Regions from separate parts of the Mus musculus genome. Here all the other regions are linked to region 2. The links are chromatin loops, found by intact Hi-C in ENCODE. Cell type or tissue: heart. All regions are shown on one strand.

Region 1 (5,000 bases), 120 kb after region 2:
AGACTTAGGGAGACAAAATCTACAAGACCACTCAGGCCTGTGAGGGAAGGTGAAGCTTGGGTGGAGCCTAGTTCTGGCTGAGATGGGGACAAAGAAAGGGCAGGCCTTAAGCTAGTTTGAGCAGTGTCTGTGAGGGTGTGGCTGGGTCTAGAGTACCTCAGAAGAATCCTAGGCTTGCAGGAGGAACATAAAGGTAGTACATTGGGCAGGGATGCAAGGAGGGAATAGGTAAGGGAAAGGGAGGGGAGAGGAGAAGAAAGTGGGAAACCCTGTGCTCTAGGAAACTGGCTCCATGTCTCTCAAGCCCACCTTAGGGTGGCCCTCACTGCGTGAGAAAGAGGCCCGTGTCGGACCTCATTGTGACATGCTTTCAGAGAAGCCAGGTGTCCACTGACCATGGAGCTACAGAGTCTGAGTATGTGTGGTCTGGAGGGAAGAGATTCTGAAGGGTTAGAGGGACACAGGACCAGTCTGGAAACCAGACTCCATCTGTGTCTTTTCTAGCCTAACCAGCTCTCAGAATTCTGGCCTGAGCTCTGACTGTTTCCTGTCAAGTGAAAACCCAATAACATCTGCTTAACCGGAGAAGGGAAGGGGCACCAGCTGGGAGAATGCACTTTGCCATAGCTACATCCTGGGGTTGGACTCGTTCAGTCAATCCTTGCGTGCATTTGTGTGCTCTTCCAAGGCTGTGCGGATGGACGTAGGAAGACTTGGTTTCAAGTGTCAGTTGATTCTGTTGCCGTCAGTGTAACTTTGGACTGTCACTCAACCAACCTGACTTTCATTTCCTCCTCTGCATGTGGATTTTAGCAGTCACATGGAGTATACCTAGTACCAACCAAGCTACTATCAAGTTCCCCAATAACTGGTCCATATGTCATGCACTCCAGTTTGCCTCTCACCAGCTGGCCTTCTTCCTTGCTTTGAGAAGCTGGTCAGGTGGTACCCTGGTCACTTTGTAGGGTTACTTTGACAAGTCATGGTCTTTTTTGGAGCCTCAGTTTCTCATCTGCACAGTGGGGCAATGGCACCTCATCTTAGGAGAGGGTAAAGACCTGTGGATGTTGGCTAATGATGACGCTGTATAAGCTTGACCCCATAAGTGGCCAGGAGCTGGGACCTGCTATGTCTCCTTGCTTGGCCTTGGGCCTCCAACTCTAGGCTGCCCTTTGGGTAGTGGGCACCCAAACTAGGTTTCTGTCATTAGGATCTAGGTAGACACATCTGCTCTGGGCACAGTCATCTCTCACAGAGACAGTGTCTAGGACCCACCAGCCTTGTGAGGGTCAATAAAGGTAGATAAAGGTAGAACTTACCCCAAGATTAAGTCCCCAGAAGTTGGGAGGCAAGTCTCAGGTGGCAGTCCTGGGAAAAAGGCCAATTGGAACTTCAAATCCAACCTAGTTCAGCCTCCAGCCTCCTCTGTTTCCCTAGGTTCCTGCCATGTGAGAGAGAGCTTAGTTCAAGGCCAGGCAGAGTGGGCACAGTTCACATGAAGGAAGACATATGCAGTATGACTTTGGGCAAGTGTGTGTCCCTGACTGAACCTCAGCCCCCATGGATACCATTAGTGCAGGCACTTACCCTCCATTACTCTGTGAGCATTGCATAAATAATGCTCACAGTGGCCAGAACTTCTGACACTTTCCACTGAATGTATGACCCACCAAGATACTCTCAGAGGTCCATCTGCTTGTTCACCCGGCTGCCATGTTAGGAAACAGGCTCTCGTTGTAGGAAAATGGGGTAACATTTTAGCTCAGCAATCAAGCTCTCTAGCATGTCCCTCTTGAACCCTACATTGTTCCAGGGTCATCTCTGGCTGCCTGGTGCACACGTCACAGCTCTTTGTTGCTCTCTACACCAAAGCCAGGAGCCTAGGTGAGAGGTCACATGGTGTGTGCACACGGCACAGCACCTCAGAGCACAAGCATTTGCTCGGATTCAGAGGAAAAGCAGTCTGAGATGGTTCGGCGAGGCCTGTGGCTCTGGGTCACATTCCACAGATTTTTGACCCCTGGCTTGGGCTTGGCAGCCACTGACTCATTGTTGTGCAGCTTGGCAGGGGCTGGAGGATCCCGGAATCCCCAGGGTGACTGGGCCAGGAGACTCCCCATATTACTCAAAGCCTGTACCTCTGCTCTGTCCCTGCACTCCATGTCTCCCTCCAGATGCCCTTACCTGCATCTGACTCTGGAGGAAGCCGGGTTTTTGTAGAAATGTGCAGTGTGCGGAGGTTGGGTATTACAGAATGCAGCTCTCCTTAAGTCCTGCTCTGCCGTGACTCCCTGGGGACCAAAAGCCCTGAAAGGAGGGACACTGAAGTCTGGACCCAAATTCTCATCTGTGGCTTACTGGGCATATGGCTTTGAGCCTCAGTTCCCCTACCTATTATGAGTTTCCCCAAAGCCTTGAAGACGCGGACCCATTAAGAAGGGCCCTCCCCCATTCTCTGCTGGACTCCTTCCATCTGCAACATTCCCCTTGGTGCTTGTCAGGCTGGGCTGTCTTCTTCTCCACCCTGGGGAGCTCTGCATGGCAGGTGTTACTGGGTTCTGCGTGGGTCTGCGTGTCACTGATTGGATGCCCGGGATGGGGGTGGAGGGGGGGGATTGCTAGAAGAGATAAATGTGGACAGCAGCTGGGTGTGATCTGGAACACAGTGCCTCTGCAGGTTCTGCCCAGTGGCCTGTGTTGGACCAAAGACCCCTTGTGACCACTGGCCCTAAGGGTGCTCCACAGCCCCCAGACTTGCGCACTGGCCCTACATCATGGCTCTTGCGTGGAGACAGGGCTCAGTCTACAGAGTGCCACTGAAAAAGATGACAGTGTGATAGCCTCAGGAAAGGATGCCACCTTAGGTCTAAATCTTGGCCTCACTGCTTGTCCATGCGAGCCTTTCAACCTCCTCGTGCCTCATTTGCTCAGTGGCCCAATTGCAGCCTCTAGCTCATGAGGTCACGTTAAAGTATACAGGATGAAGGGCGTATTAAGGGCCCATGCAACAATTGTCATTGTTATCTGTTACTTCAGAGGTGGCTTGGGCCCCCTGTCATAGTCCTGGCACCCCAAGTAAGGTCCATATAGCTGTTTGGAGGTCTGATCCAGGAGGGGCATGGCCTTCCTAAAGAGCTGCCAGGCAGCTCAGTGAGATTTGCCCAAGGTCCCAGTTAGTTTGTGAAAGAGTGCAGATTCACACGCAGTCCACCCCACCCCACCCCACCCCACCCCCAGTCCTCAGCCCCAAACACCTGAGGGCTGGAGGCAGAATGAGAGAAGGGGAATTCAGAGACAGAGTCCAGTCAGTCAGGTAGGCAGAACAGATAACATGAATGCCCAGGACAGGGCAGCCTGTAGGCCCATTCTGGAGCCTTCTAAGATGAAGATGGAACCTTCTCCTGAAGACAGTTCTCCATCTTTTTCCCAGAGGTCCCCCTAAGGGCAGAGGACGGTGAACATGTCACCCTGAGGGATGTGGAGGGTGTTGGCCGCATCAGCTGCTAAGCCTGCGGGAGCCTCTGGCTTCCTCTTCAAATTCATGCGCATTTTACATCGGGCTCACTCTTATGCCCAGTTTGTTGTCACAGGCTTTCCCCCTGAGTAACAACAGTGCCTGAGGAAGCTTCTCCGTGCTTATCTGTTTATCCTGGGGCTTTTTGTACCCAGCTCCTCCACCATGTCACTCTGGGGGGCGGGGGGAGACGGGAGGGATGCTGTAGTTGGTTACTCAGCCAGACCGTGAGAAGATGGAAGATTCTGAGAGCATCTGGGCCCATTTGCATCCCCTGTAAGGCCTGCACAGAGGGACTCAGGGAGGGAGAGACCTGCCCTGATGCAGTGTACCCTCAGTCAGAGACTACGTATGTGTATCTCCACACGTGAGGTTAAGCCACATCAAAGGTGGTTAATGTCACAGACAGTAGAAATCCACATGAGCTGTGCTGGGCTTGGCAGAGGACCTGTGGCCTCACTTTCTGTTTTTGATTTTATGCACTGTGGAATAGATAAATGCCTCAAAGATCAGTGAGGGGCTGGGGAGAAACATGAGGACCTGAGTTCAATCCCTGGCAACCAAATACAAAGAAGGGAAGGTTTTGATGAGTACACCATGTCGACCTCTGCCATGTACTTGCACACACATGTACGCATCCACACACATGCACACACACACACACACACACACACACACACACACATTTGCGCCCACTCAGAGACAGTGGAGGTTAAGGGCTGCCAGGGGCACAGGAACAATGACGCTGGAGGCCAGGGTGCCTGCTGTAGTGGACTAGGTACCCCTAGTGTACCCGGAAGCTACAAACAAATCTGGCATCTGGTTGATGTGGCTGGTGACTTAGAGGGGTCGTGGAGTGACTTACAGTCCGACCAGATCTGCAGGATATCCGTTCTAACAATAGCGATGGTGCTGATTCCTGTCTTACTGCAGTGAGAGATGTTGGGACCTTTAAATGGTAGAGCTTAGTAGGAGGTCATTAGGTCACAGGGGCACTGCCTCCAGGAAGGATTATTTTTCATGAGGTTAAATTGTTTATAAAAGTTCAAGTCTGAGCCCTGACTGTCTGACTGTCTGGATTCTTGACTGGCTACGGGATCTGTTCTTTTTTCCCAGAGTCTTTGCCAGTGTAATATTAGCCTGGCAGAGGTTCCTGCCAGTGCTGATCGGGCCCTTGAATCTCCAAAACTGTGAGCTCAATAAAAAATTTCTTTATAAAGTTGTCCAGACTCAGGCATTTTGGTATAGTAACAGAAAACGAGCTAGTTCAAATAGTCTCTTAGCCTTGCAATGTGGGTTACACAAATGTGAGACAGGACTGACCAGCTTGTGTGCTTATTCCCTTGAGATGTTAGGAAGGTCATTCATGATTCATAGGGGCTTCTGGCTCTCTAGGAACTATATATAGTACAGCTGCTCAGGAGCCTGGGTCAGCACCCCCTGGAGTTCAGACTAGAATTGGGACACAAAGAGTGAGTCTGTAGAT
Region 2 (5,000 bases):
TGTCGAGGCACTGAGATGGCTCACTGGGTGAAGGCATTTACCACCAAACCTGAAGGCCTGAGTTCAACCCAGTATTCACTTGTTAGAAAGAGAGAAGCAATGCCTACAAATTGTTTTTTGAATTATGAGAGCACACACGTGTACATTCACACACGTATGCACTACACATATGTGCACACACATGCACACACAGACAGACACACGTGTGCACACACAGAACACACATGTGCACAGACATGCACACATAGACACACATGTGCACATTTTAATGTCTGGAAGTGTCCCAGATTAACTAAAAATACTAACTGCTCCTGGGGAGGTTTTATTGATCAATGTTTAAGAAATAGAGACTTATAGAAGAAGTGAGAGAGAGGTCAGGCACATCTCTTGAGTCTGGGTTTCCCTACGTACAAAATGCAGAAGACTAAAGTGTCTCATCCGGTTGTGAACACTCTGTGGCCTAGTCAGCTTGGGTAGGTAACACTTTCTGGCATGAATTGCCTTTTGAGAGAATTTTGAGAGTTAAAAGGCACCTGGGTAAAGAATTCAGTGGTAGAGCCTGTCTAGCATGTGATAAAGGGCTATGTTTTTCATTCCCAACAAAGCAAAGAAAAAAAAAATCCAGACTTACCAAAGGGAGAGGGTAAGAGTCACGTGTGGTTGGATCATTTAGAGTAGCAACAAATAATTAATCACATTTGTTTAAATTATTTTTTAAAAATTTAAAAAATTATTCATTTTATGTGTTTTGCTTGCATATATGTATGTGCATACTTGCGTGCCTGGTGCCTGTGGAGGTCAGAAGAGGGCATCAGATCCTCTGGAACTGGAGCTACAGATGGTTGTGAGCTGCCATGTGGGTGCTGGGAACTGCATTCACGTCTGTTGCATTAACAGCAAGTGCTCATGCTCGCTGAGCCACCTCCAGCCCTGTTTCAGGTCTTTCCCAAAGTAATATGTGCACGAGCATGCTCTCTTATTTATTATTACTTTATATTATATTTTCTGAGATGTAGCCTGGACTTGACCTTGAACTCACTATGTAGCCAAGGATGACCTTGACATTTTTTCCTTGCATTTAATTTTTAGCAGTCTCATGCATGTATACAATTTATACTTACATCTTCCCAACCTCCTACATGGGTGATATATGTATGTATGTATGCATTTAATTCCTTGTTTGTATACGTATTTGTGGTGTATGTGTGTGCAGGTAGCCACAGCTCCTGTGTGACCCTATCTGCCACATAATATCCAAAAGATGATATTTCACAGAGCTTGCCTCTGTCCTTCAGCAATCACAATCTTTCTGCCTCCCTTTGACATTGAACTTCTGATCCTCTTGCCTCTACCCTTTGGAGTCTGGGATTACAGGCATGAGCCAATATGCCAATGTGGTGCTTGGGATCGGACCCAGGACAAGCTGGGAAAAGCACCCTACCAACTGAGCTACAATCCCAGACACCATTCTCCCTTTTAAAACTGGAACGGAGCTGAATGGAAAGAGCTCTGGTAAAATATGTGCAAAGCCCTGCGTCCATCCCTACACACACACAGACACACACACAGACACACACACACAGACACACACACACACACACAGAGAGAGAGAGAGAGAGAGAGAGAGAGAGAGAGAGAGAGAGAGAGAGACTGATAGGGAGCTCAGGAAAGAAGGACCTGAGACCTGAGTTACCTTAGGAGGGAGGGAGGCTCCTGTGGGCTGTGGCATTTATTTATTTTCTGGCCTCTTACTTTTCAAGGCCACCTGCACAATTAGCCTCCTCTCCCAGGGTCATCAGCATAGTCGGAGTTATGCAGACTCTCAGCCTGCACACCCAGCCCTGCTCACTGTGACCCGCCCCATGTCAACCCAGCACATACAAAGTCAGCTACCCATGGTGAGCTTCTCAATGATCAAGTATCACTGTCAACCACACAAGCACTCACAGAGTCCTGCCTGCAAGCTCATTGCTCACGGTGACCCTATAGCCCAGTTTGGGCCTGGTGTCCCACCCAAGATATGGCCTGCCATTGCCACTATCCAGGAGCTGGCGCCGTGTTACTGGACTAAGGAGGCCATGATGTGGCCTGACCTGGAAGCAGAGCAAACAAAGGTGCGAGCATAGACAAAGGAATCCACGCCAGTGAGAGTTATGCCAGGATCCCGGATCTCAGGTCCTGTCTCCCGGAGAGCATCTGGTCCTCAGCTGTTAGAAGACACGGAGCTCAGAACACCTTTACCTTTCACCCACCAGGCACCTCACTGGCCTCACTTCCCAGAGGAGATGACTACCACAAGCTCTTTCCACTACAGAACTCATGAGATAGATGTTCAAGTCTGAAATCACCTAGATCTAGTTCAGAATTGGAGCTCTGCTTTTTAACAGCCACAAGCCTCAGTTTCCCTCCTAAAATGCAGATTATAATTTTTCACCTCTCATGGTGGTTGTGAAGAGTATCAGGAGTTAAAACCCTGGCACATAGTAGGGCCTCAGCCAGCTAATAAGCCTTGGGCTGTGTGACTGTCTTATTCAACAATGGGTCCCAAAGACTAGCATGCTGCCCAGCACACAGTAGGTGCTTAATATTTGTCCATGAAATTAATGAAGCATCCTTAACAACCTCCAGCCCTCAAATCCCTCCTGCTTCCCAAACTCTGCTTCTTAGGGTTTTCTCTGCAGAGGTCAATTGGCAAGTTAACAGGACCAGAGTTGGCCACCTTCCAGGGCTGGGAGCCCTGAGCTGCAATGTCCGATCCTGGTCACTAGGGGGCGAAATCTCTTAAGGTTTTTACAGGGGCTCGAATCCTTCTTGCCACTTGGGGGCCACAGGGGACTTGAAAGGGTACAGACAACTAGGTCCTGTCTCTTTGCCTCTCTGGCTAAAGAACCTTGGTACTGCTCTCCTGAAACCCAGTGGCAGAGAGCCTTACACTCTGTTGTACGTAGCCACTCTGTTTTACTGTGGCTCTTTGTCAGGTTTGACCTGACCTCACCGGTCGAAGTGTTAACCTGTTCACTAGTGTCCTGGCTTTACCTACTATGGTTTACACCCAAACCTCAAGCTTTCCTGTGTCTCCCAGCCCGAGAAGTCCAGGTTAGCAAAGCTAGAGGACCTGTTTGCTACCCATTTGATAGATGGGAGAACTGAGGCCCACAGAAGAGAATCCTGTTCTCAGGGACCCATATCGAGGAGAGAGTGGGCCTGAGACCCAAACCCAGTTCCTCCTTTTCACCAAGCTGTTTCGAGCAATTGCCCTAGGGGAGGAAGACCATGAAGTCTTTCTTGTGCCCTATTCCCCATCCTGGAGAAATCTCCTGCCCTGACTCACTGTATCCTCTGCCACGACTTGATGAAGTTATACCTGTCTGCATTTAGGGCTGCAGCAAGGGAGGCCTGGCAAGGGTGTCCCAGTTCACAGGTAACAGGTTACAGTTTGTCCCTGGGACTGTCTGACTTCCGGGCCCACTTCCTTTATACTAAGTCAAACTATGTAAGATTGCCATTCCCATAGGCCAAAGAATTTTAAATATCTGGTATGCTTAAACTATTGCTTTGGAGACATACACACACACACACACATGCCAAAGGAAGGAACCATTCTTAAACTATTTTAGTGTCAGTGAGGGGCAAAGGGTGGTTTCTTCAGGTGTGAAATAGGAGATTTCTATTGCTGGAGAAATTGGCCCACAAAGTCCCCCCAAAGAACCTGTATAGCCAAGCTCAAGGATGTCTATCCACAAACGTCATATACCTCAGGTGGGAGAGATTCAGGGTGCATTGGGTAGAGATATAGCTGTTCCAGTCATGTCATGGGGGCTCCTTGGAAGCAGAACAAGTCCATATGATAGGAATGAAGATTGTCACAGAATGTCACGAACACCGTAGCTGGAATGGCACAGAGGGAAGCTGGATGCTGAGGAATGTCATAAGATGCTTTGGAATGTCAAAGAATGCCACAGGGTATCATGGGTTCCTGTAAAGGTCAAAGGATGCTGTAGACTGCTCTGCTTGGTCATCAAAGTCGTCAGATGTCAAGGACCACTTTCCAGTGCTACCAGGCAATGCTGCAGAGGACTATAAATGTCACCATGACTTGGACAGTCCTCCTGGTCTGTAATAGGCAGTTTGCTGGGAAATCACAGCATGTCATGGGAACCTCAAGCCCGGGAAGTACTTTGGAGATCACACGGATTCACTTGCATGTTTTGCAGATGGGAAAACCGAGGGGGGTGTTACATAGTCCGTGTCTGGTGGACATACAGTCTGAGGCAGAAACAGATTTGAGTCTCTAGCCTCCCAGTCTGAACAGCCTCCCTAGGCCAGGGGCTCCTGGGGACTAATTAACCCCGTGATGGAAACAGTGGTGCCCAGGGGGTATTGAGCAAACCTCCCAGTTCTGGCTGGCACTGGCCCTCTGTCAGGATGGGAATTAACTCCACGTGTGGGGCTTTCTGGTCTGGAACATGAAATAATGAGTTATTTGTGTGGAAATCAACAGCATACCAGCTCTGCAGCCTGGCAAGGGTGGGTGTGTTGAGGGAGCCCTTGAAGGTGTTCTCCAGGCTCTGGGCTACAGGAGCTGCCTCTGGCCTTCCTGGGGGATACTCCTTGCACAATCAAGGACTTGGAAGTGCCAGCTTTGTCTAGAGCTTTTGGTAAGGGTCCAGGGGCTTAGGAGAACGGGGTCAGGAATGAGGAGTGAGAAAACTAGAGAGGGGCTTTAGAAGGGGAACCTCTGATGTCCTTCTGTGCCTTTGTACCAAAGGTCAGATGGTAAGAGGGGATGTGAGCTTGTAGTGTGAGCCTGAGACACCCTCAGCTCTCTTGGAAGATTTTGGGAATGGTATCATGAGGTCTTGAGGAATCAAGACGGCAAAGGTGGCCTCAGGAGGTGACCTTCCCTGGTCCTGACATCTGACAGGAGACACTGCTCATGATGAATCACTCACTACTCTTGCCCCTTTTTCTCTGATTGCCACATTCATCTTTGCCCCCTC
Region 3 (5,000 bases), 230 kb after region 2:
AAGTGTGTGTGTTTGTGTGCTAAGTCTCATTTGTATTTCAAGTTTTTTTATTATTTGATCACAAGTGGCCCCTGTCGTCACATCTTTTTAACTCTGAAGCCCTAGAGTTAGGGGCTCTGCTCTTCTCACCCAAAAGGCCTCCCAGATAGAGGTCTGAAAGGCACAGATCACACTATGGTTCGGGACTGATCAGATGAATTCTGTGCAACCTGTTTGCTGTCCTGGCCAGACGTCAGAGAGAAGGGGAATTCTCCAGAGGTAGGTGGGTTGTCTGTGTGAGTGGGTTGTCTTCGTAGGGAGTGATGGGTACCTTCAATAGTTATTTCAAATAGCTCACACACCCGTACTCTCCCTTCACGACAGAGTCTGTTTTGGAGAGGGGCTCCTGAGCTAAGACCACGAAGGAGCCCTCTGGTATGAGTCTGACTTTTCCAGGGAAGGTCACTGGAGCCAACAGGTGTGGGTCAAGAGGACAAGGACCAGGGACTCTAAGGCCACCTCCTGAGAGTACATTCAAGCCAGCACCTCCAGGCACTCCTAGAGTTACACTGGGGTCAAAGCCTACCTCTGCAGCTCCAGCTGTGACCACTTGGTTTCTCTTTGATCTGCCACCCCAACTCCTTCACCTCTGCCTTGGCTCTTTCCCCAAACCTTCCCTGCCCTCTCCCTCCACTTACTTAGCCTCCAAAATGTCCACCTCAACAGCTTCCACCGCATTCAGCCAGGGATGAAGTGAAGCCCTTGGTCCTTGTGACAAGCTTTCTCTGGGGCAATGTAAAAACAAACAAACAAACAAACAAACCTGCCAGAAACAAATGGATCAGATGTCCAAAGTACTGAACCGGTGAAATAGAAACCTCCCTCCGGCTCAGAACTCCACCCTGCACGCCTGTCTCCAGTGGGCTAACTGGTGAAGAGTCTATCAGTAGACAACCCTCCGGGTTCCTGCCTAGGACCATGAGCCCAGAATTAGCTTCCCTGTAGACAATGCACAACTTTCCCCAGATCAGGACAGGGCTACTATCCCTAAAAGACTAAGGCAGGAAAAAACAGCTTTTAATTTCTATTATTTATTTTTCACTTATTTAATATTTTATCAATTAAAATTGCATTTGCATCCTGTGAGTATAGTCACACGTTCACATGGGAGACCAGCGGGTTCTGAGAAACACATCGTTTGGGGATTTTTGTCATTGTGTGGACATCACAGTACTCACACACAAGCCCAGATGGGTTAGCTGGCACCACTCTGCTCTATGGTACAACCTCCTGCTCTGAGGTGACAGATCCAGACAGCAAATTAATGTACTGAATGCTGAGAGTAACTGTGACATATGAAATTATGTATTTTTTTAAAATGTACATTGCCTGAGTGTATGTCTGTATTAGCGTGCTGAATTTCTGGAACGGGAGTTATAGATAGTTGTAAGCTGTGGGTGCTGGGAATTGAACCTGGGTCCTCTGGAAGAAAAGCCAGTGCTCCTAACCACTAAGCCATCATTTTCAGCTCCCATTATTTTCTTACAAAAACAAACCAAAAAAAGAGCAACTTTTTTTTTAAAGGGTTATCATACAGCCCAGACTGGCCTCGAACTCTCTTTATATAAGATAATCTTGAACTTCGGATCCTCCTGTCTTCATCTCTTCTAGGTTGAGATTACAGGCACGGGCTAGTATGCCAGGTTTATGTGGGGGTATGGAGGTTTGGAGGTCCAGGCAGCAGCTCAGGACCTAGTAGGCTGGAGGGGGTTCAGTGTGTTGGAGAGGGTTGAAAGAACAGAGGGGACACTACTCTGTTACCAGACTTCCCTGGTCCTCACAGAGACCAGTACCTCTGCTTGAAGGGCACTAGATTCCAGAACCATTAGCACCAGAAATGTTATGGACTCTCAGGACCTCCATGCAGGGAGATAAAAGCAAACGTAGGATATACTGAAAACGTGCAAAGCCAAGAGGAGGGACTTGGGGACAATGAGGGGTACCTTGCCCATTTCTGGAGATACCCAGTCGGAGCCCTAGCCTCGGTTGAAGAAAGAAAAAAAAAAAAAAAAAAAGCCTTGGCCAGTGGCTGGGGACGCCCAGCTCTCTCCTCCGCCTCCCCCACCCCCCGCCCTCGTGCTGTCCAAGAAACAGTGATGAAGTTGGAACCAGCCTCTCCGGGATGGCTTGCAGGCTTTCAGACCGGATTGGCACGCGGCCGTCGAGCAGTTGGTGGCAGGAGCCAGGGGACCAGGAGAGCAGGTTTTCGCTGGAGGGGACGTGAGCTTTATTTCCCTCTTGGTTGCTGACAAGGAAGCAGCTGGCCTTCCCTGATTATTTTTACCCGGAGTCACAGCCGTGGCTGCCGAGCCTCCCCCAGAGCCCGCTACCGCGCGCCCCTCTCAGCCGCGCGCCACCAGCGCCACCTGCCGCCACCTCCTGCAGCCGCAGAGAGGGTACAGCTGTCCTCAGACCATTGCTGGTCACTGGCCTCCAACTCTGTGGTCTTTTTTTTTTTTTTTTTTTTTTTCTCTTCTTCTGTGCTTTTCCTCTGACTCCCCTCATCCCTTCCCTTTTGTTGTTGTTTGAGAGACAGTCTTGCTTTGTAACCTAGGCTGACGCTGGACTTCCCACTCTCCTGCTTCTGGGTAGCAAGCAGACGTCACTAGACCTGGCCACAGATATGGTTTCAGTTCAGAGACTGATCCTGACTATTATTTTACAGTTAGTACAACACATCCATATCTGTAGGGTCTACCATCAAAAGCTGGATATATGGGGGTTGGAGAGGGCTCAGTGGCTAAGAGCACTTGCTGCTCTTCCAGACTACAGGAGTTGGGTTCCCAGCACACACATATTTTGCCTTACAGCCAACCTGTGACTCTGTTCCAAGGGATATGACGCCCTCTTCTGACTTCCTCAGATACCTGCACATATGTGGCATTCACTCACACAGACACATACATACACATAAAAGATAAAAATAAATGTAAGAGCACATCTTAAAACTCTTAAGCGATAAGGAGGTCGGCCAGTTCCTCCTGCCTTCTGTTTTTCATAACCCACGCACACACGCACGCACCACAGTGGGGAACAATAATGGAGGAGGAGGGCTCCCAGACTGCCCTTTGAGAATAAAATGGGAGGCCAGAACCAAAGTCTTTTGGATAAAACACCACAAATGACTACACACTAACACGTTTGGCTGCCTTCCTTCCCAAGGCATGGATCGTCCCAGCATGGGAAAGGCCTCCCTCTCTCCCTCTCCTCTCTCCCTCTCTCCCTCTCTCCCTCTCTCCCTCTCTCCCTCTCTCCCTCTCTCCCTCTCTCCCTCTCTCCCTCTCTCCCTCTCTCCCTCTCTCCCTCTCTCCCTCTCTCCCTCTCTCCCTCTTTCCCTCCCTCCCTCCCTCCCTCCCTCCCTCCCTCCCTTCATTTTGAAACACTTTCACTCTTCCACCATACACTCAATAAAATAAAATAAAATAAAATAAAATAAAATAAAAATAAATGTAAGAAGGAAAAACCTGACGTAGTGTCAAAGCACAGAAGGGCTTGCCTAGAACCACACAATACAAGATTATGGAAAATGATATTTGAATCACAGTCGACCTGGCTCTACATCTTGACACCACCCATTTATATCTGTCACAGTGCTTTAAGTGAATGGGGACTTACTTTCCTCATTGGTAGGTGAGCGGGGGTGTGGGGGGGGAGCCACTCCACAGTGTCAGGAATTCAGAGTCTATAATACCAATATTGCTGCTCCATCAACCCAGATAGATCACCTTTGGACACGCTTCTAGTTTGCAGTCACAAGAGCTACTGAAACTCTGGGCATCGCACTAGAATTCAGGGTGGGGGTGGAGGACTTGGAGGAGCTGATGTTTGAGGCTGTGATAACCCACTTTATCAGGACAAAAAAGTATTTTCCCTAATGTCTAGCCCCCTACACACACACAAAAACCTGTGGGTTCCACTTCAGAGGTAAAAGAACTACCCAAAACTGCGAGGGAGGCTGAGAAAAATCAACATTTCTTGGATAAGGAGGAGGGCAGTAACATCAAATGCTGGGTCAGCAGCCTCAGTATCTGCCCCAACCCATGCGAAGTTGTATTTAGTTGCAATTCTATCACACAGAGGTTTAATTCTTGCTTCCTACTTTGTTCTTTTACTGTGTGGCCACTTGAAGTTTCTTTATCACACTGTGTTTTGGTTTAGGGCCTTTTTGAGACAAGTCTCACCGTGTAGCTCTGGCTGGTCTAGAATTTCCTTGTAGATCAGGCTGGTCTCCAAGTTATGGCAATCCCCCTGTCTCTCCCTCCCAAGTGCTGGGATGACAGGAATAGGTTGCAATCCTTGGCACTATGTTGTCTTGATCATTTTCATTTTTCATGGTTTTGGTTTTGGTTTTTGGTTTTTGGTTTTTCGAGACAGGGTTTCTCTATATAGCCCTGGCTGTCCTGGAACTCACTTTGTAGACCAGGCTGGCCTTGAACTCAGAAATCTGCCTGCCTCTGCCTCCCAAGTGCTGGGATTAAAGGCATGCGCCACCACGCCCGGCGATCATTTTCATTTTTAATGGCTTAGTTATTTCTTCAAGTGAACATATCACAGTGTATTTACAGGGCATTTACAGAGCTACATTTTTCAATGCACGTGTGTGTGTGTGTGTGTGTGTGTGTGTGTGTGTGTGTGTGTGTGCAAGCACACATGTGTGTGCATACGGAAGTTGGAGGACAACCTTGAGTGTCATCCTCAAGAACAGAGCCCACTTCTTTTGAGTCAGGGTGTCTCATAGATCTGGAGGTACAGTTAGACGAGGCTAGCTGGTCAATGAATCCAAGGGGGCATGTCTTTCTCTGTCTCCCCAGTACAAGGATTACAAATCCATGTTGATTTTATTGTTGTTTGTTTTGTTGTTGTTTGTTTTGTTTTTGAGACAGGGTTTCTCAGTGTAGCCCTTGTCCATCATGGAACTCACTCTGTAGAGTAGAGACCTGTATGCCTCTCTTTCCTGTGTG
Region 4 (5,000 bases), 100 kb after region 2:
CTGAGCACGAGGCATCTGGTCCCACGCTCTGCAGGGGCCAGGTTCAGGTTTACAAGGTGAGTTCCAATGGACTTGGAGATGCTGGGCCCTTAAGTCTTGTGTGAGATTTCACAGTTGTGTCTTGTCACTAGAAAGGTTCATGCTTTCCCTTTTTTTCCTCACCTCCTTGACCTGGGGCTGTCTCCTCCCTGGTGCTGGGACATTGCCTGTGGCAGAGGGTCTTTGCTGGAATCATCACAGGTTCCAACAGGGAACACATTTTTGCTTTCTCACAGAAGGACATGAGGAGGCCCAGCCTCACCTTCCTCGGTCAAGGCTGAAGGGAATCTCTGGTACATTGGCTTAATTCCTTGCACGCCGAATCCAGAGCCAAGCCAAACCTGGAATATGTGCACCCAGCCCCAGTGAAATGAGAGAACAGAAGGATAAGCCTGGCATTAACAACTTTCTATGTCAACTGTCCTTTCTCCTGAAGAATGGTGATAATGGATGGAAATTTTAGATGCTGGAAAATGCTGGCAGCCTTATGTGTATCTTCAGATTTGGGGGGAAGCATTACAGGCCTTTGAAATTCCCTGAGTCTAGGAGAAAGTGCCTCATCACATCTGACCCCTGGTTTCCTAAGGCTGTCTTAACAAGTAAGCTGAGACTGAGTGTAGTAGCACAGTGGTCTCATGCTCACTCTTGCCTGCTGTCTGGAACCAAGGTGCTGGGCTTGCTTTTCTCTAAAAGGAGAGTTGCTCTGGCTTCTGGTGAATGCTACCAATGTTGAGCTGTAAATCCACCATGGTCTCTCTCTCTCTCTCTCTCTCTCTCTCTCTCTCTCTCTCTCTCTCTCTGTTTGTGTGTGTGTACATTCACATTTCCTTCATAGAAAGACCGATTGGATTGGAGGTTCATCCTAATCCTGCATTACCTCAGTTATAGTTGTAAAAAGCCTATGAATATGCCTCAGTTTACAATCCAGACAAGATCATGGTAAATCAAAGTGCTGCCGGGCAGTGGTGGCACACGCCTTTAATCCCAGCACTCAGGGAGCAGAGGCAGGAGGATCTCTGTAAGTTCGAGGACAGCCTGATCTACAGACGAAGTTCCAGGACAACTTGGGCTACACAGAGAAATCCTGTCTCAAAAAGCCAATAAAATAAAATAAAATAAAATAAAATAAAATAGAAACGCCTTAATTCAAACCCTCACCCTCCAGCCTTCTGGCATGTTTTCACACTGCACCCTGTAGATGGATGGTGGTTCCTCTCATGACTGTGGGACTGATAGATAGGCTATGGTTAGCTCTGCCCAGCCTTCTTAAGATCTCAGACCGTGTATGGCTAGTTTGGGAATAGATTGAAGTTAAAAATCGAAAGTTAGATTTATGTAGACTGCTTATCCATTTTGTACTATTACAAAGTCAAAGAGTCATAAGTTTGAACTATGCTTAAGTACGACTGCTTATACTTCCAAGGTCACAGTCTCAGGTTATCAGGTTGATATGACATTGGAGGGAATGCCATCCTGTAAGGACAGGGGACATCTGGAATGAGAGGACTCTGCAGAGCCTGCTGCATTCCTGTGGAAGAGAAAAGCATATAAGAATCCAAGCATTGGAGGGGGCAGGGAGGGAGGGAAGGAAGGAGGACCAGGAACACACTGCAAGGGGAGGATACTACCTCTACCCCCCTGCCTATGCAATGGGCCTGGAGACTCAAGAGGACAGGGTCCTAACTCCAGAGCCTGTTCACTCTGTGCCTATGATCGGTGCCCACACCACATCCATCACTAACGCAGCCTCCCGAGTGGTTTGTCTTTAACACAGTCCTCTGGAGGCATCAGCTGGGGTAATTGAGGATCCAGAGCTTCTCAGAGCTTAGCATCAGTCCTACCTTGGCTGCACAGGAGGAGGAATTCCTCTCTGGAGAGTGACAAGGCCCTACCATTCTGTTCCATTCTCAACATTGGCAGCCAGCAAGGCTTCCCCTGCTGTGGATAAAGGAAGGAAGGAAGGGAATCTGGCCCAGTTCGTTCGTCAGGGACCCTTATCTCTGTGGTCAGGCAGTTCCGGGTATCCCAGCCATGACACACCTCCCAGAGAAATCTTGAGCAAGCACACACATCCTGTACGCAGACTAAGCCTCACCTCTCTTCCCTGTGAAGTAGAAGTAACATTCCGGTCATGCCCGTGTCAGGAAGAGACTGAAAACTAGGTAAACTTGAGGGTGTGAATCCTTCCTATACCCAATAGAGGACTTGGCCTGGTACACAGCAAATGGCTTATAAAGTCTTGCTGAATAGAAACTTGATGCTGTCAGCACTAACACCACACTGATCCTGAGTGCCTGCTGCCAGGTCTCCCCACAGGAATTCTTTTGTGTCTCTCCATGAACATACATGCCTCCATGAGTGGAGGCTCGTGGGGTAGCCACGAGCACAGGAAAGGAGCTTCAGTCTTTGACTGTTCACATGGCCCATCTGCGAATACCAACACTTGTGCTCTGTAAAAGAACACCAGAAGGAGAGAGAGTCCGGGGAGTTGACCTCTGCCTCTCACATGGCTAGCTGTGAGCAGGTAGACTCAGGGCCCTGTGAATCTGAGTCACACTGGTTTGCAGATCCAGCTCCCCTGCTATCACTGTGGAGTCTGTCCCCAGCACACAGCTGGGTCTTCCTAGCCTCTGAGCCTTTCTTTGCACGTGCTGTCCTTCCTTAAAAACCCATCCTGCCCTCCACTCGCAGATACTTCCTGTTCTGAGGATATACTCCATAGCCTCAGGGCCCCTTCTGGGGTCTCTGATGAGACTGAGGTCCTGTGTAAGTGGATGGAGGGTCATCTTGGCCCCTGAGAGGAGTAGGAAATGCAGGTAGTCTTTCTTAATGATTATTCCATGTTGATAAAACCAAGAGCAGAGCCAGGGGAATTTCCCGAGTGCTCACCACAAAATTCCCTCTGCAGATTTCAGCGCCTGAGGTACAGGACACCTAGGAAGGTGACCACTGGATAGTTATTCCAGCTGCCCTTGGGCCTGCCTGAGTGACTGTTCAGATTACATCCTACCCCGGTGCCCATTTCTAGAGGTTTCCAGATGCCCATGAATGGAGCTCGTGTGCACCCAGAGCCCAAGGCCACCTGTGCACCCAGCACTTTCCTTGCATGTCCATTTCTGATGAGGGCACCTCTTAATTTCACAGGCAGGAGATTCTGCTGGATCCACTTGTGTGTGTGTGTGTGTGTGTGTGTGTGTGTGTGTGTGTGTGGTGTGGCAGTCAGAGGAGGACACCAAGTGTACTCTGTCACTTTCTGCCTTATTTCTTTGAAATGGTCTTTCACTGAACTTGGACCTAGGCAGGTGGCCAGTAAGCACCCATAATCCTCCGGTCTCTGAGTCCCACAGCACTGGGGTTATAGGCATGTATGGCCACTCCCATCTTTTTTATGCAAATACTGGGGATTAGAACCCAGATTCTCAGGTTAGCACAGCAGGCCTTCTGACCCCCTGAGCCACCCTGGATTTTAGACTTTTCCTTTGCTCTCTCCCTGCTCTCTCTACAGAGGTGAAGCTATATCTCTCTGAATCCCAGTTTCGTGTAAAGACAGCAGTGGGGTGAGTTGGTTCATCCACACACACGGGCTGTGCAAGGCATGGGGAGGGGTGAACATGTGATTTAGTGGCAGTTTCTTCTTAGCATGACTTTTCCTTACTCAAGAGAGTCAAGAGAAACCAAATTGGCTGGCTATTTGTTTAAGCCAAAAAATGTTGGAAGAATTTTGTTTGGGAAGACGGGCTTGGGTTTTCGGTCAGAACTATGCTCCCTCTGGAATTGCATGGTTGGATGTCCAGGCATATTTTAAAAGCTTGGTGACCACCCAAGTCTTTGAGCCTTCCACGTGGATGCTCCGAGGTCACACTCTTCCGGAATCCCTCACACAGCGGGTCTGCTCATTGCGTCAGGAGTGGCACTTCCACAGAGCAGCTATGTCTGACTATGAATAGATGGTTTTTTTCCTCTCTTTCTTGGACACATGAATGGCAGTCTCCCTCCTGCAGTCCCCGAGGCTGACCTGTGTGTAAAACTCCAATACGGACATCACAGTAGGGTCATCCATTCCTGTTTGCATGGGCCCCTCTCAGCAAGGCTCAAAGAGACGGGTCGATTGCTGCTGTGACTCAGGGGGCCTCCTGAGGGGCTCCTGGGCCCTGGTCTATAAAGGCTGCTAAGTGTACTGAAGAAATTGGACTTCACCAAAAAGCAGCAGTAGCTGAGACTGTCTCCAAACTGCGGTGGCTGCTGCTGCCTAATCGGGGCCTCTAGTCACTGTGCAGAGTATTCTCTTAGAACAGGAAGAATGCTAGGGACCAGCCAGCACCCGCTACAGGGTGGGGCTGAGCTGTCTGGTCAGGTCACCTGACTTTGACCTAACTCAGGTAGCCTGCCTCTTTGCTTCAACTTTCTCCTTTTGCAAAATGGAAATAATGGCATCGCTGTCTCACAAGATACTAGAGGGATTCAGTTACTTATCATTCAAGCACATGGAACTGTGCTTGGTACAGAGTGGATAAATAGGGGTAAACTGGGGCCCCAAGAAGGCCAGGGACCCATCGATGGTCACGCAGCCAGGTGGGGGCAGCCAGGGCCGCAGCACATGATGTGCTGTCTCGTGGACACGTCCCTTCCTTCCTGCTCAGACTTTCTCAACTGTCTTCTGCAGAGGAAGTCGCATGACCCTCAGCCACAGGAATTCTTAGCATCAGTGTCTGGAGTCTCCTTGGCTGGCTGAAGCTCGCTCTGCCTGCTATCTGCTATTCAGCTGCTGTTTTTCCATGTCTTTCTCGTAAAGCTTTGGAGGGTCTCTCCTGTCTTTGCAAATAGAAAAATTAACCTTTTGGACAAGGAGTCTGAAGACTTAATGTGTATCCTTGCTGTGTGTCTCTGAAGCAGCCACTGCCTGCCCCGCCACCCCCAGCCTATTGTCTTGTCTGTTGTCTGACCTGCCCACCTGTGATTGA
Region 5 (5,000 bases), 86 kb after region 2:
TTTGACTTCCTAAGCTGTACAGCCTGGGCACTGAGGACTTGAACATTCCTGTCCTCATTAGGGCTCACCATAAGTCAGAGGTTATTGTCTCTATTATACGAGGAAACAGACACTAGCAGAGATGAACTGGCTGGCATAGTTTGGGAAGGTAGCACCACGACCCCGGTCCCCCATGATTAAGGATGCACCCTGTGCTGGGCTTGGTGCACAAAGTTTGAAGTTATTTTTCCTTTTCCCCACCAACACTGTTAGATGAGCACTGTTACAGTGTCCATTCTGTAGATGAAAAAACTGGGACACAGAGAGGCTATAGAATAGCGGTAGACCCAGAATTTGAACCCAGACTTGTCTGGACAGAGTCTATAGTCTCCCCATGAACTTGTAAAGTCCAGGTAAGTTGATAGATGGCAAAGTCAGGATTTAAATTCGTAGCTCTGATTCTAGGACGGGCTGGCTACCTTTATTGTGTTTTGTTCTTCTGGCCTGTTGTAAAGCCCAGCGATTTATGACAGGCCATGTTTTGCAGACCAGCCTGTTTCTAGAATTTGGGGCTAGGTCTTCCCAAAGACTGCTGAGCCACCAGAGTGAAGGTACTTTCCAAGTGCCAAGGATGGTCAAACCACTGTCAAAAGTAGAATAATACAATATTTCTCTCCTCTTTTCAGGTTGGACCAAGGAGGGAGGTGAGGGTGGAGGACTTGGTGAATCATTCAAGATTAGATATGGGTTACAACCAGGTGTGGTGGCTCACGCCCATAATTGTGGCTGAGGCAGGAGGATTGCTTTGAGTTCTGGGCCAGCCTGGATTTACATAGCAATTACCACATGTCCCAGGATTACACACCAAGATCCCATTTAAATAAATAAATTGATTAAATAAACACATAGATATAGGTTGGAGACAAAGCTGGACATGGCCCCAGGAAGAGCCCAGCCCCTGACCTTGTAGGGAGATGGAGAGTGATCTCAGATCCTTACTCTCCGTTCTGAATCTCTGACACAATCACTTCTGCAAAGACTCCTTGTCACCTGTCATTCAGAACTGGGTCCACCAGTTCACTTCCTCATTTACTTCCGTTTCTGGTGTTTCAGAAGAGGACTGTGTGTAAGTAAGGACCTGCGTGGTTGGGGCTCTGCCTGCCCAGCACTAACAGGAAAAGGTTGCTCTCTCCCTTGCAGGAGTGTCGTTTGCAGAGTGCTTTGCGATGCGATGCCTAAATGTAAGGTGTGAAGTAATAGATGGTACAGGGAGGCGCAGCCACGGTTCTGGCATTGATAGATTCCTCCCCATCTGGCCTGTGACTTGCGGAGGTAAAAATAGGCCTTGTTCTATGTTTTTATTTATCCAATTTAATTTTTGCTGATGTCATCATAGGCAGCAAAGTGCATATACTTGGGAGTTTGCTGATCCTTAGGACTGGGGCTCTGGAGCAGGGGGATTGTGGAGGGGCCATTGAGGGTGGTCTGGGTTTCTGTAAAGGGTTCTGAAGTTTTTGAGTGGATGATCTCCTAAGTTCTTAGCTTAGTTCTGTCACCCAGGTAAATCTTCTGTCTGTCCTTCCTTCCCCCTTCCTTCCTTCCTTCCTTCCTTCCTTCCTTCCTTCCTTCCTTTCTTCCTTCTTTCCTCCCTCCTCTTTCTTTTCTTTCTTTCTTTTTTTTTTTTTTAAGCTTTCTCCATTCCTGTCTGAATTTGGTGACACACTCATAATCCATCTTCAGGATAAACTTGTAGCCTTCTCAGACCCAAGGCCCAGACAGAAGTCATATTTGGACACATCCGTTAGCAGTCTAATATCCTGTGCCATTAATCCTGGGAACTTGAACTTGAGCATGTGATCTGGCAGTGTGACATCTGTCACTCCAAGAGGACTTGCTGTGTGACTACAGCCCCACACATACTGGGGACTCCAGTTCTGGATTTTAACCCCCCACAGGCAACTTCTCACGTGGTCTGGCAGCTGAGGACCTGCTCTCCTAGGCAGGTTCTTGGACTGTGCTGGTTAGAAGCTCAACACCCCCTAAAACCCTTGTTCACCACCCCTGGAGCTGTGCCCTGAGGGGGCCGTCAGATTGCATGTGGGGGCCACTGGATTCATTTAGTTCCAAGGGCTTTACCCACAGGGAACTGTTCTTTCTCTTAGACTTCTATGTGCTGGTGACCTCATAGAAAAGAAAAAGGGGGCTTTGTGTAGGAATTCCAGCGAGTGTGAAGGAATGCCGACAGGGAAGGGGCGGGTAGTTGCTGTGGGAAGCCTTAGGCGCCTGCCTTTTCCCCAAATTGTTTAACCCTCACACTTCAAAATCAGTGTGGCTCTTTTAAGGGGAATCCTCCTTTGTCTCCCTGACATCCGAGAGGCTCCTGGGTTGTGCCTTACACTCTGACTTCTCTCTCATTCTTTCATGACCCATTTACTAACACCTATCCTTCGGCCCTTTAAGCTGGGGATTTCTGGGAAGGACTCTATCTGCAAAGGGGCATCCTTACTTTCCAATGACCTGCTCTGATGATGTTCAGGGTCTCGCAGTGCCAAGAAGAGCAAATCACCAGAGCATGGGGTGGAGATGAGCACAGGAGGCTACCTAGGCTGAACTTCTGGGATTGGAAACGGCCCAGTTATCCATTTTACAGAATGGAAACTGAGGCCCTGAAAGGGCGAGATACTCATAGTCAAAATAAGAATATGTGCCTTGTGGGCGTGTGAGTGGTCAGTGGGTCACAGCATTCCAAAGGTCTTGGGTTCCGTTCCCAGCACCACTACTCCAGTTTCCAGGCATCTGATGCTGCCCTCTTCTGGCCTCAAAAGGCCCCAGGTACGGATGTGGTGCACAGACATACATGCAGACAAAATATCCAGACAGATAAAATTTAAAACAAAGAATTTGTCAGATACAGTAGACAGCAGTAGTTTGGAAAGAGGCTGGATTTCAATGCTGGAGTGGCCCTGTGGCATCTCAAGACAAGGTTTGGAGATCTGTGTTTGTTTTCTTCCTACTCACTCACCACAGGGCAAGACAGTGGGCCCTCTCAGTTTGGGCATGAAGCTGGAAAGTCTCTGAAGGCCTTTGAGCTGTGTCAGCTGTGGTTGTTAGGAAGTGAGGCAGATGTTTTGTTAATTATCTACATAGCGTGGCCCAGCAGAGATCTGTGTTGATAGGAGTGGTCATCACAGACCCGAGTGGGACCAGAGTCCTCACTGAGGACTCTCAGTCCTCACTGAAGTCCACTGGGCCTGAGGGAGGCCACATGTACTGTGGGAGTCTTCCTGGGCCATTTGAGGGTGTTAGATTGTCTCTCTCTAAGGGACCGGAAACCCTGATTTCCAGAATAGCTGTCCCTCCTGAGGAAGCTTTTGAGGAAATCTGTCCAGTTCCTCATACCTGAAGCCCACTAGGCTTGGGAGGGGAAGAGAGGCTGTGGAAAGCCACTCCCCCACAGAGACCTCTGGTTCAGGCTTCACTCAGGCCCAGCCTCCATTGCTGTGCCCATCCAGTGGGCTGGATATGCCGGGCAGCAGCTTCCCCTTCTTAGACAGCAGGCTGACTTTAGAATATAGATTCTGGAAAGTAAGAGCTGGGATGAGGGCCCTCTCTGAACGGCCACTGAGCACGAGGGATGTGAGCTTCTCGGAGGGGAGGGGCCAACCCACCCTGCCTTCTTGTCACCTGGGTGCACAAAAGGGCTCTGCCCAGGAGTCGAGTTGAGAGAAGGAGCTCCTAGAGACTGTTCAGGCTGGATGCCACTTCACACTAGAGAGTCCTGTGGAATGAAGGCAGATTACAATCACGAGGGTCTGGGAGGAAGGGGTGTGGGGAGTAAGTCAGGGCTAGATGAGTACAGGGTTCCTTGTGGGGTGATAAAAAATGGTTTGGAACTAGGTAGCAACTATGGTTGTGCAACGTTATGAATGTACCAGATGTTGCTTTCAACTGTTAATTTGGGTATCGCTCAGTGATACCCAATATAGTTGCCTAGCATGTGCGAAGTTCCGAGTTGGATCCTCAGCAACACACACACACACACACACACACACACACACACACACACACACACACAGAGAGAGAGAGAGAGAGAGAGAGACAGAGACAGAGACAGAGACAGAGACAGAGACAGAGAGATTAATTTTATATGATTTTAAAGGAAAAAGCAAACCAGAAGAGATTCTGTTGCTTAAGACAAAAAAAGAACCCCATCTCCTGCCCCCTTATCGATAGGAACAGTGCAGTGCAGCCCAGCCTGAGATCCTGCGTAGCTTTTCCATGGCTTCTGTCAGGTCGTTCTCCCAGCTTCCAAGCCGTGCATCATGTCTTCTGGGCCTGGGCTTGGGAGTGAAGCACAATGTCTGCAGTCTGAAGCAGGCGGAGTGGATTCTGGTCTCAGAACTAGAGATACCTGTGTTGGCTAGCGTGTGACACATCCATCTACTCACTCAAGAAGCACATCCCGGAGACATGGTTCATTGGGAGTTAAGGGTGCATACTCTTGCAGAGGACTCCTGTTCAGTTCCCAGCATGCCTCAGACAGTTCACAAGTGCCCGTAACTTCAGTTCCAAGGGATCAGATGCCCTCCTCTGGTCTCTTTGGACACCTGCATGTACTAGCACCCAAACAGACAAGCACATACACATGCATACACACACACACACACACACACACACACACATGCAAATAAAAATAAATTTAAATATCTTTTGAGACAAGATTTCAGTGTAGCTCTAGCTGTTGTGAAACCTCCTGTGTAGCGTGGGTTTGCGTCAAACTCACATGGCCTTTAAAAGGCATGTCACCATGCCTGGGAAATTAATTTTTTAATGATTTATTTTTTTATTTTATGTGCATTGGTGTTTTGCCTGCATGTATGTCTGTAGGAGAGTGATGAATCCCAAAGATATCTGTGAGCTCCCATCTGGGTGCTAGGAATTGAACCCAGGCCAATTCCTTAACCTCTGACTAACTAACCCAGGCTAGTTCTCTTAACCTCTGAGCCATTTCCCCAGCCTCC
Region 6 (5,000 bases), 80 kb after region 2:
AAATGAAACAAAACAAAAACTCCCCCACCAAACCAGAGTGTATACTTCTTGAGGAACAACTCTCATGATGATCCCCCACACACACACACACACTGTAAAGGCTAATATAGCTCAGAATAGACTGACTACTTTCAAAAGATGAACCAATAATGATGGATTGGGTGGGTAGAGGTGAGAAAATCACATGTCTCAAATCTCCTTCATTGTCAAATTTCCCAGAGTGCAGTTCTAGTCGGCAAGGTCTACAGTACTGTCTTAGTTAGGGTCACCATTGCTGTATTTACACCATGAATTCACACTATTAGGGTACTGTCTTAGTTAGGGTCACCATTGCTGTATTCACACCATGAATTCACACTATTAGGGTACTGTCTTAGTTAGGGTCACCATTGCTGTATTCACACCATGACCAAAGCAACTTGAGGAGGAAAGAGTTTATTCAGCTTACTTGTCCATATCACAGGTCATCACCAAATGAAGTCAGGACAGGAAGCTGGAGGCAGGAGCTGATGCAGAGGCCATGGAGGAACACTGCTTATTGGCTTGCTCCTCATGGTCTGCTCAGCCTGCTTCCTTATAGACCCCAGGATCACCAGACCAGGGATGGCATCACCCACCACTGGCTGGGCCCTCCCCCTAAGTCATTAATTAAGAAAATACTGCCTACACCCTGATCTTATTGAAGCATTTTCTCAAATCGGCCTCCCTCCTCTCCAGCAACTCTAACTTATGCAAAGGCTGATATAAACTAGCCAGCACAAGTTCTCTTGGAGACCATTTTGCCAGCTGAGATGGAGGTACTGACTACTTCCCTGGCTAGTGATGATCCCTGCTCTTGGACACACAGATGCTGAGATGTGGAGAACGGAGGGCCTAGAACCCAGAGACCCAGTTCTGCATTTGATATAACGTAAGGTCCTCCAAGAACATTTCCAAACAATCAGGTATCCCCAAGTGGAGGGGGTTAGGGTGCCAGGTACCTTTCTCTCTACCCCTGCCCTTCAGGAAGATACACGTCTTTGATCTTCCAATCAGAAACATTTTGGGGAGTGAGAAGGTTGTGTGGATAACCACAGCAGGTAGGAGAATAGAGTAGATGAGATGGTCCTCTCCTGCCACTGAAGCTGGCAAGGCCCAGCTTCTTGGGAAGTGGAGGCAGGAAGCTTGAAGGGCCACAAGTTCAAGGCCAGCCTGAGAAACATGAGGCCGTGCCCTACCCCCATCAAAAGCCACATAAGGAATTTCCTAAAATCCTCCCACCAAGAAGCCATTGAGGAGATACTTTACTCCCAGGATGTGGCAGGTGCAGTCTGGTTCTGGTTCCCATGTCTCCCTCTCCCAAAGGGCCCTCCTTCCCGTCTACGTACTGCAGGAATGCAGTACTCAGGGGCACATCCCGCCTGGAATCCCACCAGTTTCCTTCTGTGAGCTGCTGTGTCTTCAGCTTCAGCCCATGACTTGCCACCCCCATGAAGGGGATGAAGACAATAAAGGTCTCCCTCAGAGGCCACACCTTCCTGATGACTGGACCAGCAGCAGCAGATCCTAGCTGCTTCTCCACAGAGAGCTCCAGGGAAGGCGCAGAGAGCCAAAATGGTTTCTCTTCCTCTACTGCACAGTGATAATGAAGTAACACAGCATCATCCTGAAAGTCTCCAGGGCAGACATAGAGCCTGCCCCTGAGACCACATTCCCAGTGTGGTTGGCAGTGGGAGGCACAGGCAAGTCTAGTGCACACACAGGGAGGCAGCCATGCTAAATCTGGGAGGCATTTTGCAAGTAAGTACCTCTTTTCAGTGACTCATTTTGGGACTCACTAAAAACTCCTGTGAGTTGAAAACAAAAGTGGCCCTTGCACCTCTCCCTTCTCCCCACCCCTGCAGAAAGATGGGTGTTGCAGGAATGGTGAGGGTCTTGGAGCTGACTAAATTTGATTTTATGTCACAGCATGTCAGCGGGGCCTGCAATCCATCTGTATGGTCCATAGCCAAAGAGAAGGAAGTAGGGGTGCGAAGGAGGAAGGTCGGGAGAAGGGTGGGTTTGTTTCTCCAGCCTATCCCTTGAGACTGAAGATGCCTTATGTAAGCCCCACCCATCCTGTTCCTGCATTATAGTTCACTGGATGTGTGGTGGTATATGAGCTGGGCCCCTAATTCTCTTAACACTTAAAAACGACCGCTTGCCTACAGCCGGACCTCTAAGGTTCATCACTGGCTGTGAGACCTGGGACATGTTGTTTGGCCTTTCTGAGCTTCAGTTTCCTGAAAATGAAGACACTGCATGTGTTTGTGAACTCAGCAAGGCTGGGGAAAGTCCTTTCTAGTGATCTGACGCTGCTCCTTAGCTGTTCTGCCAGGACAGTTTTTACAGCAGAGAACCCAGTCAGAACACAGCAGGCCCCTAACCATACCCTCTCCTCCAAAGACTTCTGCTCCTCAGTAGAGACCTCCACTCTTCATTGCCTCTTAGAAAGCAGCCCTGGTCCTCCTGCCTCCGGCCTGCTTAACCTTATTTATCCTACTGTCTGCTTCCTGGAGAAACTCAGATTTCCTAGAGTGGGCGTTAAGCTTTCATTTTTTAAAACAACAGTTATTCGTGTGTGCCCTCACATGCCACAATCCACAGTGTATGTGTGCACATTAGAGATAACTTGTTGGTGCCAGTTCCCTCCTCTCAGAAGCAGGGACCAGCCTGGCTGCTCTGGGCTGGTGGCCATGCCTTTCTTACTTAGAACAAGGTTGCCTAGCAATAAGCTGCTGAGACCAGAAATCTGTGTCATCTGCTTCCAGTTCAACCACTCACCACCTGGGGGACTTTGCTCACAGGCCTCATTAAAGCCATCTAAGAAATGGGCACATGGGTGGCATGATGCCACCCTCACAATGGCTGAACATCATGAGGCAGGCAGGGGGAGTAATATAGGTTGTGGGCCTGATTACTGTGGACTCAAGTAGACTAGTTAACTGAATACTCAGCAGGTTGCTATCCCGTGCCCAGACATGTACAGCAGATTAATGGACAGATGGCAGGTGCTTGGGCACACAGACAGTCTAGAACACTCAGAAGCAGCAATACCTGTCCCAGCTACGAGCATCCCTTCCTGAGGGGAAGTGGGAGTCACCTTAATTGCTCCCCAGAGAAGCTTGGACATCCTAGTGGGGTTGTTAAGTATGCATAGATGAAGGCAGTTGTTGTTGTTGTTGTTTTGTTTTTTGTTTTTAACATACAACACTTGGTGTGAATTTGGAAGACATGGGGAGGTTAAAGACAATTTGCTGGAGTTCTTTTGTTCCATTGTGTGGGTCTGGAGGATCAAACTCAGGTCATTCCCCCCACCTCCACCCCCACCCCCACCCCCAGGCTCCTGGGTATTTGGCTGGCCCACTTACTCCTAAAAACCTTCTGCACACTGATGCTTGGCTGGCCTGGAGTTCCCAGGAAGGCAGTATCCCCAGGAGATACTGGCACTTTGAGGGCAGGGACTTGGATTTATCCTAGGTGCCTACTTCTGGAACTGTACTGGGCACTATTTGTACACTGTACTATTGTACACACTGATATATATATATATATATATATATATATATATATACATATATACATATATACATATATACATATATATATATATATATATATATATATATATATATATATATATATATATATATATATATATAATATGAATGACAACATCTCATGTAGCCCAGGCTGGCTTGGAATTTGCTATATAGCCAAGAATGAATGAATTTCAGACATTTTTGCCTCAGCCTTCCTAATTCAGAGATTACAGGTGCCCAATTTCCCTAGTGCTGAGATTAGGAAAGCATGCTATCAACTGAACTTCACCTCCTGCTGCACTCTGTGAATGGGTCAATTTCGGTCCTGCGAGGGCTGTGAGAGGAGCAATGTCAGCTGATGAGGAATCCATGGGTGTGGGGAAGGGTCCACGAATTGGTTACCCAGCGAATCTGCATCTTATAAAGTCTAGAGCCCGCGCAGAGGGGTTCAGTGCCCAGGGTTTGGAGTCTGAGGCTCAGTCTTCCAACCTGAGTTGGACGATCAGGCACCCAGGCTGGGAGCGCGCCCCCGGCGCCCCCTAGCCTGCGTGGCGGCCGCGCGCACGGGCGCAGGGGGCGGCGCGGCCCCGCGGCGGGGAGGGGCGGGCGCGCGGGCGCGCGCAGAAGCGGCGGCTGAACCAAGCGGACTAGCTGCGGCCGCAGCGCCGCCAACTCGCGTGTGACCCGCGCTCCGCCCGCCGCCGAGAGAGCCGCCAGCGCCGGTGAGTGGCCTGGGACCAGCGAGGGGCGCGGGCCAGGGCGTGGGACTGTCACCCGAGGCGTTGTGGGCGCGCGCGCGTGCCCGGGGAGTCGGCGGGGACGCCCGCAGGAGGCCGAGGTGTCCGCGGCGGGCTCCATCCGCCCAGCTGCGCGGGAGTGCGTGCGTGTGCACATCAGGGGCCCGGGCTGTGAGTTTGGGGTGGACCAGTGCGGGTGGACGGGCTCGGCTTCGGTTTATCCGTTTATCGAGTGTTTACCGTGGATGCCAAGGAGTACGTGTGCCCACGTGTCTGAACGTTCCCGAGTGAGTGTGTGCACACGTGCACGGGCAAAAGTGTACAAATTCCATACGAGAGTGTGTTTAGGATCCAGACTGTGCACTCCACACTGCAGGCCGGTGTGTGTGTGATGTGCCGGCTGACCCTGTCCAGAGAGGGTGCTGGGCCGGATTCTGTGAGTCCGCAGATCCCCAGGTTCTGACTTTGGTTGGAAGCCTCTTAGCCCGGCCTTGGCAGAACTCTGCATGGCCACGCAGGCTGAGGAGGGGGCTGCGCTGAACTTGAATTGAGGTTTTCTAAATATGTCTTAGTTCCCTGGCTTTGTTCGTGGCTGTCTCTAGCTAGGCCAGATTTGGACTCTGTTCCCCATACCTAGGGGTTAGGCCCTAGGGAGACCCAGGGCCCCAGATACTTGTCCTCTCTGCCTGCTCCTCTAAGTTAA

Evidence for each region. Peaks named below come from ENCODE experiments on the same cell type or tissue, not always from the same donor. Only the 100,000 strongest peaks of a DNase experiment are listed, where the experiment ranks them.
Region 1: it touches region 2 in a loop (2.6-fold over the local background); 2 of 42 quality-filtered maps call a loop at or near these places.
Region 3: a loop joins it to region 2, with 7 times the contacts of the local background. A loop is called at or near these places in 13 of 42 quality-filtered maps.
Region 4: it touches region 2 in a loop (2.3-fold over the local background); 2 of 42 quality-filtered maps call a loop at or near these places.
Region 5: it touches region 2 in a loop (2.2-fold over the local background); 7 of 42 quality-filtered maps call a loop at or near these places.
Region 6: it touches region 2 in a loop (2.5-fold over the local background); 7 of 42 quality-filtered maps call a loop at or near these places.

What each region holds. Positions count from the first base shown.
Region 1 is chr2:38,544,437-38,549,436 of GRCm38, forward strand. All of the region lies in intron 1 of Nek6 (NIMA (never in mitosis gene a)-related expressed kinase 6), which reads left to right. Among named protein-coding and RNA genes, the nearest start is that of Gm35808, 14 kb to the left of the region's middle. In heart, no CTCF peak of the experiment used is centred here; DNase peaks (open chromatin) are centred at 2,035 and 2,475; H3K27ac peaks cover 3,386 bases.
Region 2 is chr2:38,427,367-38,432,366 of GRCm38, forward strand. No RefSeq gene overlaps it. Among named protein-coding and RNA genes, the nearest start is that of Gm25081, 50 kb to the right of the region's middle. In heart, a CTCF peak has its summit at 2,766 (motif pointing right); a DNase peak (open chromatin) is centred at 2,745.
Region 3 is chr2:38,656,289-38,661,288 of GRCm38, forward strand. No RefSeq gene overlaps it. Among named protein-coding and RNA genes, the nearest start is that of Gm36744, 13 kb to the right of the region's middle. In heart, a CTCF peak has its summit at 2,402 (motif pointing left); a DNase peak (open chromatin) is centred at 2,303; H3K4me3 peaks cover 753 bases; H3K27ac peaks cover 349 bases; H3K27me3 peaks cover 564 bases.
Region 4 is chr2:38,531,394-38,536,393 of GRCm38, forward strand. The region is part of intron 1 of Nek6 (NIMA (never in mitosis gene a)-related expressed kinase 6); the gene reads left to right. It overlaps Gm35808 (a long non-coding RNA gene), which reads right to left and starts at 2,044. Exons shown (of 2, transcript XR_374292.3): 1 at 1,881-2,044; 2 at 1,424-1,567. In heart, no CTCF peak of the experiment used is centred here; DNase peaks (open chromatin) are centred at 2,048, 2,618, 3,878 and 4,678; H3K4me3 peaks cover 951 bases; H3K27ac peaks cover 4,856 bases.
Region 5 is chr2:38,513,554-38,518,553 of GRCm38, forward strand. The region is part of intron 1 of Nek6 (NIMA (never in mitosis gene a)-related expressed kinase 6); the gene reads left to right. Among named protein-coding and RNA genes, the nearest start is that of Nek6, 4.4 kb to the left of the region's middle. In heart, a CTCF peak has its summit at 2,790 (motif pointing left); no DNase peak of the experiment used is centred here; H3K4me3 peaks cover 46 bases; H3K27ac peaks cover 1,748 bases.
Region 6 is chr2:38,507,512-38,512,511 of GRCm38, forward strand. It overlaps Nek6 (NIMA (never in mitosis gene a)-related expressed kinase 6), which reads left to right and starts at 4,186. Exons shown (of 10, transcript NM_021606.3): 1 at 4,186-4,282. In heart, a CTCF peak has its summit at 2,817; DNase peaks (open chromatin) are centred at 2,007, 4,240, 4,340 and 4,996; H3K4me3 peaks cover 1,289 bases; H3K27ac peaks cover 1,233 bases.